2 separate regions of the Mus musculus genome follow, and region 1 is linked to region 2. Evidence: chromatin loops called from intact Hi-C (ENCODE). Cell type or tissue: left cerebral cortex. All regions are shown on one strand.

The links. A loop is a pair of places that touch in the nucleus more often than their neighbours do. Peaks named below come from ENCODE experiments on the same cell type or tissue, not always from the same donor. Only the 100,000 strongest peaks of a DNase experiment are listed, where the experiment ranks them.
Region 1: it touches region 2 in a loop (2.3-fold over the local background); 7 of 42 quality-filtered maps call a loop at or near these places.

Annotation. Positions count from the first base shown.
Region 1 is chr1:87,796,336-87,804,335 of GRCm38, reverse strand. It overlaps Sag (S-antigen, retina and pineal gland (arrestin)), which reads right to left and starts at 656. Exons shown (of 16, transcript NM_009118.2): 1 at 324-656. In left cerebral cortex, CTCF peaks have their summits at 4,464 (motif pointing left) and 6,647; a DNase peak (open chromatin) is centred at 5,832; H3K27ac peaks cover 1,068 bases.
Region 2 is chr1:87,918,687-87,926,686 of GRCm38, reverse strand. Dgkd (diacylglycerol kinase, delta) reads right to left here. Exons shown (of 30, transcript NM_177646.3): 9 at 7,966-8,000; 10 at 5,006-5,114; 11 at 2,476-2,615; 12 at 2,123-2,207; 13 at 899-993; 14 at 715-814; 15 at 363-636. Among named protein-coding and RNA genes, the nearest start is that of Gm19582, 68 kb to the right of the region's middle. In left cerebral cortex, a CTCF peak has its summit at 3,810 (motif pointing right); DNase peaks (open chromatin) are centred at 3,818 and 4,497.

The DNA of each region.
Region 1 (8,000 bases), 120 kb after region 2:
AAAATATTCCTGAAATATGCCGTATGACTGCTCCCCAAAAGCAGCTGTCAGAGGCACATGAGAGCCCTAGTTCCACCAAGCAGGCCTTTCTTTCCACTCAGCATATCTGTTTCCTCTCAGACTGGCAGATAGGCAAAGCCATCTCATGGTTTGGGACTAAATGCCCTCCAAGTTTCCTTTCCAAGCAAAACCTGTGGCAGTCAGAGGTAGCGAACCCCAGCAAACATGCAGAAGCGCATGTCTGTCCTTGTTGTCCCACCCCCAGACTCCCACCCCATGTCCACTCTGGTTTCTGAGAATGCCTGGGTTTGCTGCTCACTTACCTTGTAATTTGTCACCACCCAGTTGAGCTGGCCAGAGAAGTCACGAGAGGGTACCTGTGCTTTTCGACAGTGAGCAGCCAGCCCACGCTCTGAGGGACCTGGTGCAATCCTATCAGATAACCCCACAGGGCAAGGGTGAGGCCCCTGGCTGCCCCGGGGGGGGAATTTGTAGGGATCTGTGCCCAGCTGTTAGGTCTCAGTGTCTAAAAACCAAATCAGATTTGAGGAGCAGGGAGCTGATTGGATTATCGAGATGGCAGATTGCCCACTTCAGCAGTTCTAGCATTAGCTGGGAGCTCCAATCTTCTCAGAGGGTCCCAAAGATGCACGAGCCATCCAGCTGGCCTGGGCAAGGTGCAAAGAGAGGAATAGCTAATTGAAAGCTTTTGTTTCTTGTTTTTTTTTTTTTTTTTTTAATCCTAAACCTCTTTAGGTTCTGGAAATAGATGGCTTATCCTTTCGCTCTTCACCATCATCAGGAAGGGGTATGTTCGACTGACAGGCCTGATTAAGCTCAGCAGCATTAGGGTGTTATATAAAGAAAAAGGTCAAGGAGAAAGGTCAGCCCAGGGCTGGGCTGCACGTGGCCCTTACCTTCACCCTACACACCAAGAGTTCTGTTGGGCCCTCTGTATCTTTCCTTGTCTTTACACGTTCAGTATGGGTCTACACGCCAGCTAGGCTTCCCCAGGCGGTAATAACTCCATCACCCGATGGGCATCTATCTCTACATCCCAGGCCCTTCTCTATACCCAGTACAGACTTTCTTAACCCTGACCTGATGATTCCCCTGCTGGGGGAGGTCCTGTCACTCTTGCATGGAGACAGACATCTTGGAACATAAGTGAGCCTTCTACCTTCTACCAAGTTTGACCAAGTGTCATTGCCTCAGGGAAGTCCCCCCAGGCACAGGCCTAGGCCAGAGGCACAATTGCCATTCATCCTTACTAGCAGTTCTGTTTCCTTATTAGACTCTGGGCCTGTGAGGCAGAGTATCCACCACTCTGTGTTGCCCTCACTTAGTGAGGAGTAAGCCACGCTCCCAAACACACTCGGAATGATTGGGATGCTATAGCTACTGACAGTGGGCATCACTCTAGCAATAAAACAGTAGCAACAAAAGGCTTATTGTGATATCTGGAGTGAGGGTGTTAGCATTTGTCCCCAAATCTGCTGGCTTTCCATCCAGTCTGAATAATGCCTGCCAGGTTATTATTCCTCACCACTCTGCCCATCAACCAACCGTTTGGTCTGCTGTTCTCCTTTGCTTTTAGTAAACCTGTTTTTTGTTGTTGTTGTTGTTGTTGTTGTTTTGTTTTCACTTTTGCTGTTGCTGCTGCTGCTGCTCCTCTTCTTCCTCCTTCTTCTTCTCCGTTCCCAACCATAAAACCAAGAGTACTTGAGATCCCACACACTTAGAAAGTCAAGTCTCTGGGCCGCAGCAGTAACAGCTGATGGTTTAGTGAAGCATGTTTACCATGGCGATGGATTTCATGATAGTATTTCCACACATCTGTCACTGTACTTCATTCTATTTCAATCTCTGTCCCCCAAAAGCTCTCTTCTGTGTCCCCTTTATTTAGTTTTACCTAAAATTGCCAAAGCTTTTAATTTCCAAGGGAAAACTTCTTATTTGAATTCATTACTTTGAGATAGAGTCATGCTTACATACCTTTGGTTAGCTTATAACTCAAAATCCTTCCATCTTAGCCTTTGAGTCAAAACTTTTTCTTTTCTTTTTCTTGAGTCAGGCCTCACTATGTCACTCTGGCTAGCCTGGAACTCCCTACATAGACCAGGCTGGTCTTTTACTCAGAGTCCATTCGCTTCTGCCTCCTGGGTGCTGGAATTAAAGAAGTACAACACCACACCTGGCAAAACATTTTCTAAAAAGATTTACTTTAAAATTGGTTATGTATATGAGCATTTTGTCTGCATGTATGTGCATCATGAATTTGCCTGGTGCTTGCCTAGGCCTGAAAGGGGGCCCAGCTCTCCGGAGCTGGGATAGATGGTTGTGTGTGGACCTCTGTGTGGGTGCTAAGAACTAATCCAGGTTCTTTCCAAGAATAGTGAGTGCTCCTAATCGCTAAGCCACGTCTCCAGCCACAATGTCGGCTTTTTAAAGATATTTATTTTATGTGTATGCCATAGAACATGTCTGTGTACCACTTATATGTAGTACCTACAGAGGCGCAGAACCTCCTAGAACCAGAGTTACAGTTGTGAACCCCCATGTGGGTGCTGGAAATCAAACCCAGATCCTCTACAAGAGCAGCCAGTGCTCCTGATCACTGAGCCATCTCTCCAGCCCCAAAGGGTTTTTTTTAAGTGGACAAATCCCAGTTCAGTGTAAAAGGACTGATAAAGGAAAACGTTATCCAATGAACTGCAGTTATATTTATCCTAGCTTTTTAGGTTTGTTTAGTGTGTCCCCCACCCTGTACCTGCTCGTAGCAATTCTCCTGCTTTAGCATCCCCCCCAAACCCCTTTCCCATACTGGGATTATATGTGTGTGCCATCAAACCTGATTAGTTTCTGCAGCTGGGACACTGTGGGCCCTTCAGAGATTGCTCTTCTCCTAGAGACAGACATTAAAAACCCTGGCTTCCCAGTGCTCCCGGCCCAGAGCCTATATTCCCAATCACCTTCCTCCTGGCATCCTAGTGCTCCTGACCCGAAGCCCACATTCCCCATTGCTCTCCTCCTTTGGAGTCTCTGACCTAACTCAGGCTGGCTTTAAACCCATGATCCTCCTGCCTCCCCTTCTGGAGAGCTAGTAGCAGAGGCTTACACCTCATGCTTCCCTCAGACCCCAACTCTTTTCATCAAGGCTGTTATTCTCCAGGCCCTAGTCTGCCATAATCACAGCTAGACCCCCCCCCCATACTCCCCAGATTGTCCATGGTCTGTCTTGCCTATCATTTCCATGGAAACAGCAAAAAGAGCATTGCCATGGTTTCCCCTCACTCCCTGCAAACCCTAGCGTTTCCCAGTGTGGTTCTGTGTGGCACGGCAAGCCCCCTCTTCTGGGGAACTATGAGTGACAAATCTCATTCTGGTACAGTTGCCTCCTGATCATCACACCTGAATAATAGTAAAACTGACATTTTCAAATTCTAGGACTATTTATTTGTTACTTAAGCCACCAAGGAATAAGGTAATACAGGGACAAGGTCCCTCTAGTAGAAAGTGACACATATGGACCACTGTCCCAACCGCCTTCGAGGTATTGCCTAGGGTTAGCTTGGATCCAGGAAGTCTTTAGATCCTGCTTCTGGCCGAGAAACAGGATGTGCTAAGGAGTCAACATCCTTGTGTAATGTGCGACCCCAGAAGAGATGCTCAATCGGATAAGTGGGGTTCTGAATAAACACAAAATTAACACAGTTTATTTTGGATAAACTGGGAAAAATGTGAAAAGGGTTCAGATGAGATTTACTGAATAGAGGCTGGAAGACCTCAGCAGGTAGAGGAGCTTGCTGTGCAAACCTAATAATGACCCAAGTTCAACCCCTGCTTCCCATTATGGAAGGGGAGACTCTACTCCCGGAAGCTGTGCTCCCATCTCTATCTACATGAGTGCTTTGGTACATGCAGGAGACCCTGTACCAAAAACCAAAATAAGGGGCTGGAGAGATGGCTCAGCAGTTAAGAGCACTGGCTGCTCTTGCAGAGGCCCTGGGCTTAATTCCCAGCATCCACATGGTGGCTCACAACCCCCTGTAGCTCAGGGGACCTGATACTTTCTTCTGACCCCCACCAGCACCATGTGCACACATGGTACACATATACACATGCAGGAACACAAAGCAGTCACACATGTAAAATAAAATTTAAAAAGAAAATTAAAAACTAAAGTAAAGATAAAGCATTAAAATAGGCTATAGGCTGGGCATGGTAGTACACACACTTTTAATTCCAGTGCTCAGGAGGTAGCCTGGTCTACATAGTGAGTTCCAGGCCAGCCAGAGCTACACAGTGAGACTCTGTCTCAAAAACAAAAGAAACAAAAACTGGATTATAAATCCAGGAGACGGACTGGAGAGATGACTCAGTGAGTATGAGCACCGACTGCTCTTCTGAAGGTCCTGAGTTCAAATCCCAGCAACCACATGGTGGCTCACAACCACCTATAATGAGATCTGATGCCCTCTTCTGGTGTGTCTGAAGATAGCTACAGTGTACTTATTTATAATTAAAAATGAGCAGGGCCGACCAGAGCAAGCAGAGATCCTAAATTCAATTCCCAACAACCGCATGAAGACTCAAAACTACAGTGTACTCATATACATAAAATAAATAAATCTTTAAAAAAATAAATCCAGGAGACTAACTTATCCATTTGAAATATAAAAACAGGAACTGGAGGGCCTTGCAGAGGGCCAGGTTTGGGTCCCAAAACCTGCAAGGTTGCTGACAACCATCTATAATTCCAGTTCCAAGAGATCCGCTCCTCCTCCTCCTCTGTAGGCACCAGTTACACACATACATACTTTCAGGCAAAACATTCACATACACAAAATTAAAAAAAAAACAAACCAAAAACCTCTAAAATATTTTTTCTTCAAATATAAAAATAATGATTACAGGTGTGATGGTGCATGCCTGTAATCAGAGGATTTCTGCAAGTTCAAAGCCAGTTAGGCCTACACAGGTTGGCCTACATTAACCTCCCCTGGCATCCCCACCCCGCCAACCCTGCACCCCCAACACTAGGACCAACAATAGGGTTCAGTGGTAGATACTTGCCACAAAATTCTAATGACATGAGTTCAGTCCCTGGAACCCACATAGAAATGTGAGCAGAGAGAGCCGAGTGCACCAAGCTGTCCTCTGACCTCCCCACACAAGCTGTCACCTGTGCACACTCACACATACACATCACCTACACACAGGATAACAACTAAAGGCAAAAATATAAAAAGCAAAAAGATTCACAAATTCAAAAGAGAAGGAAAAAAAAAGAGCCAGATCTCTCTAATCCTCCAGCTGAAAGGACTCCTGTGGCAACAGGCCTTGGACCTGCCTACAAGCTATATGCTCCTGGAATCCTGCATCCTCTCATTGATTCAGGGGTGCCAGGCTACAAGAAGAGTGCAGATAAGCACATCTTAGTCACTGAAGTGCCTTAACTGTGTGTGCATGCATGTATGGGAACTAGGAATCCAAATACTTCCATGTGGAAGCATCATTTTTAGCCTCTGGTCTATGGTGATTTATTCTCCTCTTCTTGATGGAGAAATAGGGGACAGAAGGGCATTCTTGTTTCTAAAAGCCAAATATCTTCCAGATACCAGACATGATTGTGAGGCTCTCAGCATTTCGGTGTGACTCTTCCCACCTTTACAACACAGCCTTCAGAACCCATGTGACTTGCCCACCATCAGTATAAGGTCTAGTGAGATCTAACACTTGCTTCTATCAAGCCTTCCACAGACCTCCCAGCTCTGGGCAAGGGCAGATCTGCCAGTCTGTAGCTGTGCATTACATAACTGCATGGTGAAATTGCAGAGCCCAGGGAACAGTTGGAAGACACACAATAAACCTACACCCAGTTGGCAAGACCAGCAACGCTTGCTGTGTGTGTGCAATGCTTAACCCTTAAACATTTCAGAAGATAGCTCAGGAGCACAAGGACAGAAACATCCATTCTATAAAATAAGCACAGAGTAGCTGTGCTCTGTGAAAAGTCCTTACTTTGCAAAATAGGTGATTTCAGAGTTGGGCACAATGTCTCATGTTATTAATCCCAGCATTCTGGTTAAAGCGGGAGGACCTTAAGTTCAAGGACAATGTGGGCTACATATGAGAAAAAGAAAAAGTGGGGGGCGGTGCTGAAGAGATGGCTCAAAGATGAACACTTGCTGCTCTATCAGAGGACCTGAATTCAGTTCCCAGTACCCACACTGGGTAGACACAGACACACACAGACACACACAGACACACATACACAGGCACCTATAACTCCAGACACACACACAGTCTTTCATCTTTCTCTTAGATTTCTTCTTGGAGTTGAATGGCCTGAACCTCCATTCCAGGCATCCTGATCACAAGGGACCTTTCTCTGGAGTCACCCACAGGGAGCAGCAGCTCCAAGCCCTGTGTCTCAACCTTAAACACTAAGGTCAGGGCTTGTGGGGGAGGGGTGGTGCTATGGCCTTGTCATCTTAGGGGACACATGGTGGAGGAAAGCAGGTACTGTGCTAAATATCAACTGCAAATAAAGATGGCATGTCCTCCGGCAGAGCTTTATGGAGCAAACATTAGGAAGTCTGAAGAGGCTGCCATTTTTGAAGACTTATCAGGGAACACGAGCTTTTAAAAGCCATCAGCTGAAGCTAGAGACTCAGCAGTAAGAATGCTGGTTGCTCTTCCAGAGGACCTGGGTTAGATCCCCAGTACACACTGACTACACAGGGGCTCACAGCTGCATGTAACTCCAGTTCCAGGGGTGTGATACCCTTTTCTGGCCTCCGAAGGCATCAGGCATGCAAGCAGTATACAGACATGCGTGCAGGCAAAAGGCTCAAATATAAAATACAATACTGAGAAAAATGAAAATTATCACTTCAATCCCTACTTGTATCTCTTAATTAATCCTCCATAGAACAGAGGGCTGTTTGGGGTGGGACTGGCTAATATTATGAAAACATAATTCACAAACTCTCATAGTAGCAAGACCTTACAAATAAAATCAAGTCCACACTCCAGCTTTTCTTTGGATTTCTTGTGCATTATTCTCAACACTTTACTGAGTGCTTTCAAGATTGGGAAATCACTAACTCATAACACACTTATTTTTGGTCTCACTCTGCAGCCTTGACTGGTCTTTAACTCTGGACCTCAGCCTCCCAAATGGGCTTACAGGCATGTGCCATTACAGTTTGGTTGCAGGAGGACTATTGGTATGAAATTGGCTTTTCTTCTACTTCTCCCCATTGGTCCAAGTTAATCTTTCTCCCTTGTGCAAATTTATCTATGATGAGCATAAGGATACTTACCCCCAAGGGGCACCGGAGTCCTTTACCACTCACACCCAATGCTGCTGATGCTCCAGGTTTGTGTAGTGGGATCTTGGTAGATGCAGATAGGAGCCCTGGCTGAGAAAGATGCTCCATCTCCCTGCTATTTCCTTTTCATTTGTACAAGGCAACACAACAGCCTGACCTTTTTTTTTTTGTTTTGTTTTGTGTGTGTGTGTGTGTGTATGTGTGAAGAGAAGCTCCTGGAAAAAATGTTTAGTGCAGGGTTAGAGACAGGAGGACTGCATCCGACTTCCTCTTTTCCTCCACCACTGATGGCTGCTATACGCCCGCGTGCTTCTTTAGGTTCTGTATTGCCCACTACACCCCAATGCCAACGCGGTCTCCATAACAGTGAGTACACTTCTAAAGAACTCAGTGTCCTTTGCCTACTTTGGATAAATTCTAGGATCGGCGAACCTGACATCTGTGCAAAGTTATGTGGATATGCTTTAAAACATTTGAAAATTGCATTTATTTCGCGTGTGCCCATGCGCAGGCACACGTGCCGCAACATGCAAGTGGAGGTGCAAGGCAAAGCTGCAGGAGATGGTTGTCTTTTAACGCGAGGGTTCTGGGGACAGCACTCAGGTCGTCAGGCTTGGGTGCAAATATCCTTAGCCTCCGAGCCACCTCAGTAGCTCCAGT
Region 2 (8,000 bases):
CAGGCTGGAGAGAAGGACTCTGAGACAGGAAGTTGTGGAGGTGAAGAGAGTAACTAGAGGCCCTAGCAGGAGAGTGTGTGGTATGGTCACACCGGTGACCAGGTACGGTGTGACCACAGGGTCTGAAGCAATCAGAGGTGGAGCTGCTCAGAATGACAGGAACAGAGTTGGTAAAGTGAGAGGGAGAGCACCGTGTCAAGTGTGGTCCTAGGGCAGTGAGAGGGTAGGTAGGAGAGAGTGAATGGTCGACAGGGTTTGGGAACTGTCATATGAAGATGGAGGTGGGGAAGTCCTTGGGTCTATAACTACATCCAGGGAATCTGGGAACTCCAGTGACACCTAGGGACTCAGAGACCCATTACCTTTTTCTGTGTGCTCTATAATCTGGCGAATTGCTTTCTTCAGGCTGTTGGCTCTCAGCATTAGCTGCTCCCGGGGCCGGAAGATCTGTGGCCGGGAGGGGCATGCCGAGCCCACCAAATGGTCCCCAGTAGAGCTACAGATGTTGCCTGATCCGTCCCCATCCTCAGCCTCCTCAGCAATGGTAGGAGGTGGGTTAGACAGAGAGGATGAAGCCTGAGACTCGTCATCCAAGGTCTTGAGGAGAGAGTCCAGTTTCTCTTTCAAGACAGAGCACTGGATTCAAGAAATAGCAGCATGAGAGCAAGCTCCTCTGCACCAGCTGCTCCACCTACCCTGTGCCTGGGAACCTACCTTCTTGGCCATGACCTCTGACTCCTGCGAGCTCTCTGTCGTCTTCTCATAGGCCTTGCCCACTCGAGCCACAAAGTCCTTCACTGTCTCACAGAGCACTCTGTAGGACAGAAGGCAGCTTGGCTGGGACCCTGCAGAGCAGCAGCGTGCCGCCTCTCTGAGTCCCCAGAGCCCCACTACTCACTTGGCTGATGAGATCACCACAGAATGCTGGTCCGAAGTTAAGATTTTAGAAAGATGAGCTGCGACTGAGTCTTCATAGAAGAGAATTTGCTGCACCTATAATCATACCAAAACAGGGGGCAGTTAGTCCCACAGTCTACTGTGAGCGCCATTAGTGTCTGACTTGGGAGTTTTCTTCGGCCCTTCTGGTCCATCCTCTCACAGAACAGACCATCTCTAAACACTATCAGGGCTGTCCACCGCTAAGGGAGCGAGGACAAAAGTGTCACCAACCTGTGGACAGACTAAATGATGAGTCAGAACTAAACAATCCCTATCAGAGCCCCCGACAGACTATGGCTCTTCAGGCAGGACAGTGAGAAAGCCTGAAAGCCCTGGCGTAAACCCCAGTCTACCTTCAGTAGTGCGCTCGCTCGTGGCCAGGCAGTGCAGAAGCTTCCTTTTGCCCTGACCAGGAACTCTGTCTCTCAGCTCCACCGTTCTCTGTCCACCCCATAGCAAGCAAACCTTCTCACAGGTCAAAGAGAAACTATCTGTGCCAGTCTCAGACATTTTCCTGGGTACTTTTCTCAGGCTCCACACAAATATTCTCAAAACAAAAGCACAGGCCACGCTCCACCTGTGAAGCCATAAAAAGTAGGCTTGGCTTGGCTTGCTGACTGCTACTGTCCTTGACCCCTTGGGCTTGTCAGACCAGTCACCTAGCAGGACCAACACTGCATGTGCCCAGCGGAGCAGTTAGGACATAAACACAAATCAGGATCTCAGAACTGAATCCCTGGAGTGGCCACTGCTCAGCACAGAGGACTGGAACTGGTGCTGAAGCGGTGTGTGCTAACTACAAGGGCAGCACAGATGTCAGAGAGAGACAGATGAGCATGGAGACTTCCGGAAGCAGACAGGAGGAGGCTGTATAGGAAGAACAGCAGACTGCATAAGTGCTGAGCATAAGATGTCACAAGGGGTTAGGCATCGGAAAGCACCTCCCAACAGTCATGAAGCCCTAGAGTTGAGCCTGCTCAGCCTCAATCTCAGCCCAAGGCTCTTCCTGCACTCCTTCAGAACCACAAAAGGGACAAGGATGTAGTAAAAAAGCTGAGTACATGACAATCACATGTGGGGCTTAAATAGCAGGTGGTGGACTGGGGGTCAGCTCAGTGCCAAGTGTGAGAATTGAAGTGCCATTCCCAGCACTACAAGAGAAAGAGCAAGCAAATGGTGGTACCTCTGAGTCCTCGCTGAAGTCCTCAGTGACAGTGGAGGAGGAGGCCTGCCGAGGGAGCTTGGTCTCATATGCCATGACACTCCACCTGCACAGGCCCAAAGTCAGCTCAGCTGCAGAATACCCACTAACACCCAGGGATCTGCAGGGCCCCATCCCCCAACCAACCCCTCACTGCTCCAATGTCATAGTCTGGTGCCTTTATCTTAGTTGTATTCTGACTGTTTGAGTTTTCTGGTTTTCTTGAGACTAGGGCTAGTCTTAGTCCTCACAAGTCTTAGAGTATGAAGCTTGGCCACAGAGGCCAATGCTTCTTGGTCCAGCTGCCATTCACACATCCTGGCTGCCCCACTCACCTGTCCAGCATCTTAGTGCTGGCCCTCTCCAGCTTTGCCAAGATCTGAGGAAGCTGTGTATCATCATCACAGGCAGAGCCCCAGCCAAGAACACGGGCCAGGTCGTTCCCTGTCCCCAGGGGCAGCACACCTAGCTGACACTGGTGGAAAACAGTGAGGAAAACATTCCTTAGACAGCAAGTCTAAGAACCATTCTCATGCAGTACACACTCTGTTGACACCATCAATAGCCACAATAAGTGTAGGAAGTCTGATTTGAAGTATGTGGCCTGTACCTTCTCAGTAGAGCCCACTAGAGGGGACAGATGGGCTTTGTGATCACCAGCAGATACCAGGATCCCCAGCCCTTCCTCACTTATTCAACATGTCTTGGCAATCAAACCTTGCTGGTTTCTATAACCCCTCCCTTCCCAAAGACACTGAAATACTCAGACCTAAAGAGTCAATCTATAACTCCTCAAACATCTCTCTACCCTACTGTACATCTCACTCATTGATGCCACACCACTAAAAGTCACCCCCCCCCACCCCCCAACTTATAGGTCCTATCAGAAGCCATGCTAAGGCTGTCTGAACATACAAGACCTAGTCTGTGTCCTGTATTTACCTGTAAGGTAGTGGTTTCCTAAATTGCCCCTAGCCCTGCTATCTCCTCCTAGACTTAACAGAGGGCAAAAGTAAGGGAAGAAGGCAGAACAGAGAAGGAAGGGGCAAATATGGGGTCTAGTAAAGTCTGCTGTCAGCAGGGAGGACCAAGGGTTATAACTGTCCTAGGGAGGGTTACTCTCAGCAGCCTATGGATGGCCCAGACTAAGGAAGATACAAGAAGGCTGGGATCATGTGGGCAAGCCAGCAACTAGCTTGAAGTAGGGAAAAAGGAAGACGAAGATATCAGGAATAGTTGGGGGCTTCTCCTTGGGTCTTGAATGCATGAAGACTTTCGGGCAAAGTAGGAGCTGAGTGAAAAGCAAGGTTGGAAACCTGCAACATTACAATACCCAGAAACCCCAGAGTGTCCCCCAAATTGGCATGGCATCAAACTCCAGTGAGTCACAAGCTTTCCCCATAGGAAAAGTGTGAAAGATGAGAGTGGGACCCATGAAGTTTGACCATATAGCATGTACTAGAGGCCAGGGGAAGAAACACTACCCCATAGAGGGCTGGGGAAGCTAGGGGTGCAGGAGAGAGTACACAGAGCTCCAAGAAGCACAAAGAAGCCATAGGAGACAAGTGTTTACAGAACTTGACTGAGTACCAGAACCACATTCATAGCATTTCTGCAAGCCAAACAAACATTCAGCTCAAAAGCCAATCAACAAAACTGTAACTATAGTCCCACCACTGGGGGGTGCTGAAGCTTTTCCTAGAGTTATGGTGTGGCTATCAGTAAACCCTGGACCGTCTCTTCTCCAGACAATACACAAATTATGATTGGTGAGTAAAACTAGACAATGAACACAAAATCACTGAAAACTAAAGAACAACAACAACAAAAAATCATAAAGAAAATAAAAATGATAAGCCAGAAAACTAGGGAAATATGTTTGTTTTGTTTTGTTGTGTTGTTGTCATTTCAAGACCGTATTCCTCTGTGTAGCCCTGGCTATCCTGGAACTCTGTAGACCAGGCTGACTTGGAATTCACAGAGATCCACCTGCCTCTCTGTCTCCTAAGCGTTGGGCTTAAAAGCACGCGCCACCACCGCCTGGCAGGAAAAAAGCTGATCTTTACTGACAGACGTAAAAACCATGAGCAGGGGATTGGTTTAAAACAGCATTCCAATAAGGCTGCCCTTGACGTTACTGTAAAATGAACACTTTCTGTTTACACACCTGAGCAAGACAAGGCAAGGCAAGGTCCCATGTCACCTGGAATGTGAACTGGAGCATCCCTGACAAGTGCAATTTGGCACTAAAAATTTAAATAAGGGGCTCCTCAAAAGAGAAGATTCCATAATGTGAACAGGATTTCTGCAAGGTTGTCACAGTCCTCGAGCTCCTGCATGAGGGGAAAAGTGCTAACTCAGGTCCTCCCACTACATCCCATGGAAAACTGCCACTCTGAGCTGTTCCTGGAGCAGAATACGGAAATCCACACATACTGCTATTTCAACAGTTCAGTAACCAACTAGCAGGCTGCATTTTGACACAATCTGAGTGACGGCTATGACAGTAGGCACAACGGCTAATTGCCAAAAAGAAGGACTGAGGGTAAAAAAATCAATGAACACAGGAAGAAATCAGGATAATATATCTTTATTTTAGTGTTAAAAACTAGGCAATTAGGTTCAATGAACTGCAACTCAAACTTTATAGAGGTTGAAGATTCTTCCTCTCCTCTTAAGACAGAGGCATCTAGCAATTAGGTACATCACCTCCCAGGAAAGAGGTGGCGCTTAGGGGACTACAGCCCCCATACTCATCCCCCACATGGAGCCTGATGCCAAGTTGTTTTTACAGCTCCCTTAACCTACATGATTTTCCCATTCATCCATCACAGTGGGGTGCCCCTCAACACCTGTTTGTAGTACCTGTTTGTGAAGGTTGAGGCTATCGATTTCAGAGAGGACCCAGCCAACACTGCCATCCCCGCCACAAACCAGAATCCGGAAGGTGTCAAACTTCTGAAATAACCGTAAGCTGTAGAAGAATGGGAAGCCAGGGAAATGAGTGCACTTTAAAAGACAAATGACGGGTTTCTCTGTCCTACACTGAGGGGACACCCTGTTCCATGTGGCTAAGCCCAGATATGTATATATAAGGTCGACAAGGTGGCCTAGATGTCTGTCTGCCAAACCCCTCTGCTCAGGGCCCATTTTTGTCTACATGAATGATGGCAATGTCAGATCCCAGCAGCTCCTCCAACCAGAAACAGGGAGGAGATAATACACACATTTCAGGGTACCACGACATTCTCACTTGATGTCAGCTCCTAGAAGGACTTGTGGCACAGTCTTCCATATCCCAGCTAAATACCAGGCCCAAGAACCCCAACTCTTGCTTTCCTCATTCATGTGCTAGCCCAGCCCTCCCCTCCCCGAGTAAGGGCAGCTTGGCTCAGCCTCCATTGCTGCTCTGAGTCCTTAAGGAGTCTCCAATAAAACCTTCTCAAACAAGAGTTCTATCATATGTTTTGTCTAATGGCTTGCTAATTAAGAGAAAAGAGTCAAATATCTCAGCAAATAATAGGAGCCCTCTCTGATAAGTATCTGATGCCCTCAGCTCCACCAAGGTCTGACCTAGTCCCTATCATGTATATAGGAAAAGGTGAAGGCAAGAGTATAAAGTGGGCACACTGGACCTCCTCAGAAGCTAGCACATTGGAGACACTAAATCACTAGCTTAACATAGTCTCCCTTACTTCGGATCCCAAAGAAACCAGTGCCTCCCTCCATTCAAGTAACTATTTACATATGCTGCCTTCTCACCAGGGACCTTGCAGACTCTGTCTCTAATGGAGCTGGCTGCAGAGGAAGTCCTCTGAACACAAGCTAGGATGGGCAACAAGACAGTGCCTCAGATTTGAACCATGGTTCAAATAAGTTCTGAGCATCAAGATTGCATTGACTTCCAAAGGGTAAGAAAAATATTTACATGTATCCTTTAAATGTTCACCAATGAGGATCCCTGCTCTCTAGAGAAGCAGTGGTCAACCAAGGCCAGAACTCAGGTAGTTAACCAAGTGTATGATATCAGGTGCTTCCCAGAAACAGGAAATGAGTACACCAGCTGCCAAGCCATCTCTACTAGACCTCTGTCACACCACCCTCTGCTTAGCTCCAGCGATATATCAGGGAGCTCTTACACATCAAAGTCCAGCTTGCCTGCCACACAGCACAGTGGAGTTTTCAAACAATATCCCTACCTGAGCCTGTTCAGTGTAGTACAATCAGCAGATACGGTACTTTTAATATCCCTGCCGAACTGAGACTAGTTCCTCATTAACCTCAGAAAGAATGGATCTGTGCCATTCAGAAAACAGGTATCTGCAGAATTTCAGGAATGCTGCCTTTGAACAAACAGCCTGTAGGAAGCCACTAGTGACTGTCTTCCAGCAAGCTGTGCAGCAAGTGAGAAAGAGCAGAAAAACAAAACAAAAATAAGAAACAAAAAAACAAAAACAAGAAAGAACATTGAAGGCCCAACACCCATGAGCCCCACAGCTTAGGCACACAGAGAAGTCCAGGCTCAAGCTATAGCAATATCTGGCTCTAAAAGAACCTCTCCTAAGCTCCTCCCAAACTCACAATGGAAGTAGGGGCTGCAAGCACCTCCCATTTCAATCTCCCCAAATGCTGGCATGCCCTCTGAGTCCTACCTTACAAGAACAAATGTTTCTTGCAAACCTGTGGAAAGTACAAAACTAAAAGGGAAGGCCACGTCTCCCTGGCTGGCAGGCGAGCACTGCACCTGCATGAAGATCCCACTGTGCTGAGATGGAAAAGTCCCCTTGGTTTTACTGGAAAAAGGCTTCCCGAGAACTAAGCGGGCAGTCCAGAGAGCAAGGCAGGTCTGTAAGCACCAGCACAGAAATGTCCCAAGCACAGGAGCTGATACATGTGAACATGCTGTACGTAGCAACTAGAGTAGTTGCGCATGCATGTTCACTCTTGTGTGGTGCTTTTGCAATGGGAGATGCAAACACCTACCATCTATTAGGAGCAGGTCCTTCATAAGCAGACTTTTGAGAGGGGCAGTTGAACTTTGCTATTTAAAAATTTCTTTATAAAAATGCATTTTTATTTTATGTATACTGCTGTTTTGCTTATATGTATGTTCATGCACCACGGGTACAGTGTCTACAGAGGCAAGAAGAAGGTGTTGAATAATACTCTGTGACTGGAATTATAAACAGTCAATATGATGTGTCTATAAAAAGATAAAGAGAGGAGGAAATATGTTCTATGGAGGTGTGATGAAGTGTGGGGGAAAAGGAGTGCCTTGATGGGCCAATGCTGAGGTATCCCTTCCCCCTAAGGGACCAACCACACAATGGTATAGCATAGAATAGAGTTATTTGGGACATGGGGAGAGGAGTCAAGAGGGTAGTAGAGGCAGAGAAAGGAAGAGAGAGACAGAGACAGAGAGAAAGAGAGGGGTAGAGGAGTAGAGCGGTCGGCCATCAGCACATGGAGAGGGGAGGGAATGGAGAGAGAGGTAGGAAAGGAAGCAGAGAAAGAGCAAGACAGGAGCAAGAGAAAGCGAGAACCAAAGAGCTAGGAGGGACAAGCAGCCCCTTTTATAGTGAATCAGGCTGTTGCCAAGTAACTGTGGGGTGAAGCTTAGACAGAATGCTAACAGTTGTGAGCTGTCATTTACATATTGGGAATCAAACTTGGGTCCTCTCAAGAACAGCCAATGCTCATATGCACTAAGCCATCTCTCCAGAACTTAAAAAAAAAAATCTTATTTTTGATCCTTTTAAAACGAGTATGTCTTATCTACAAAATATTGTAAATTCCTAGAATGGAAAGTCTCACACAATCCCTACCCAAGGTGTGGTCCTCCATTCATGAGGTCAAAAAC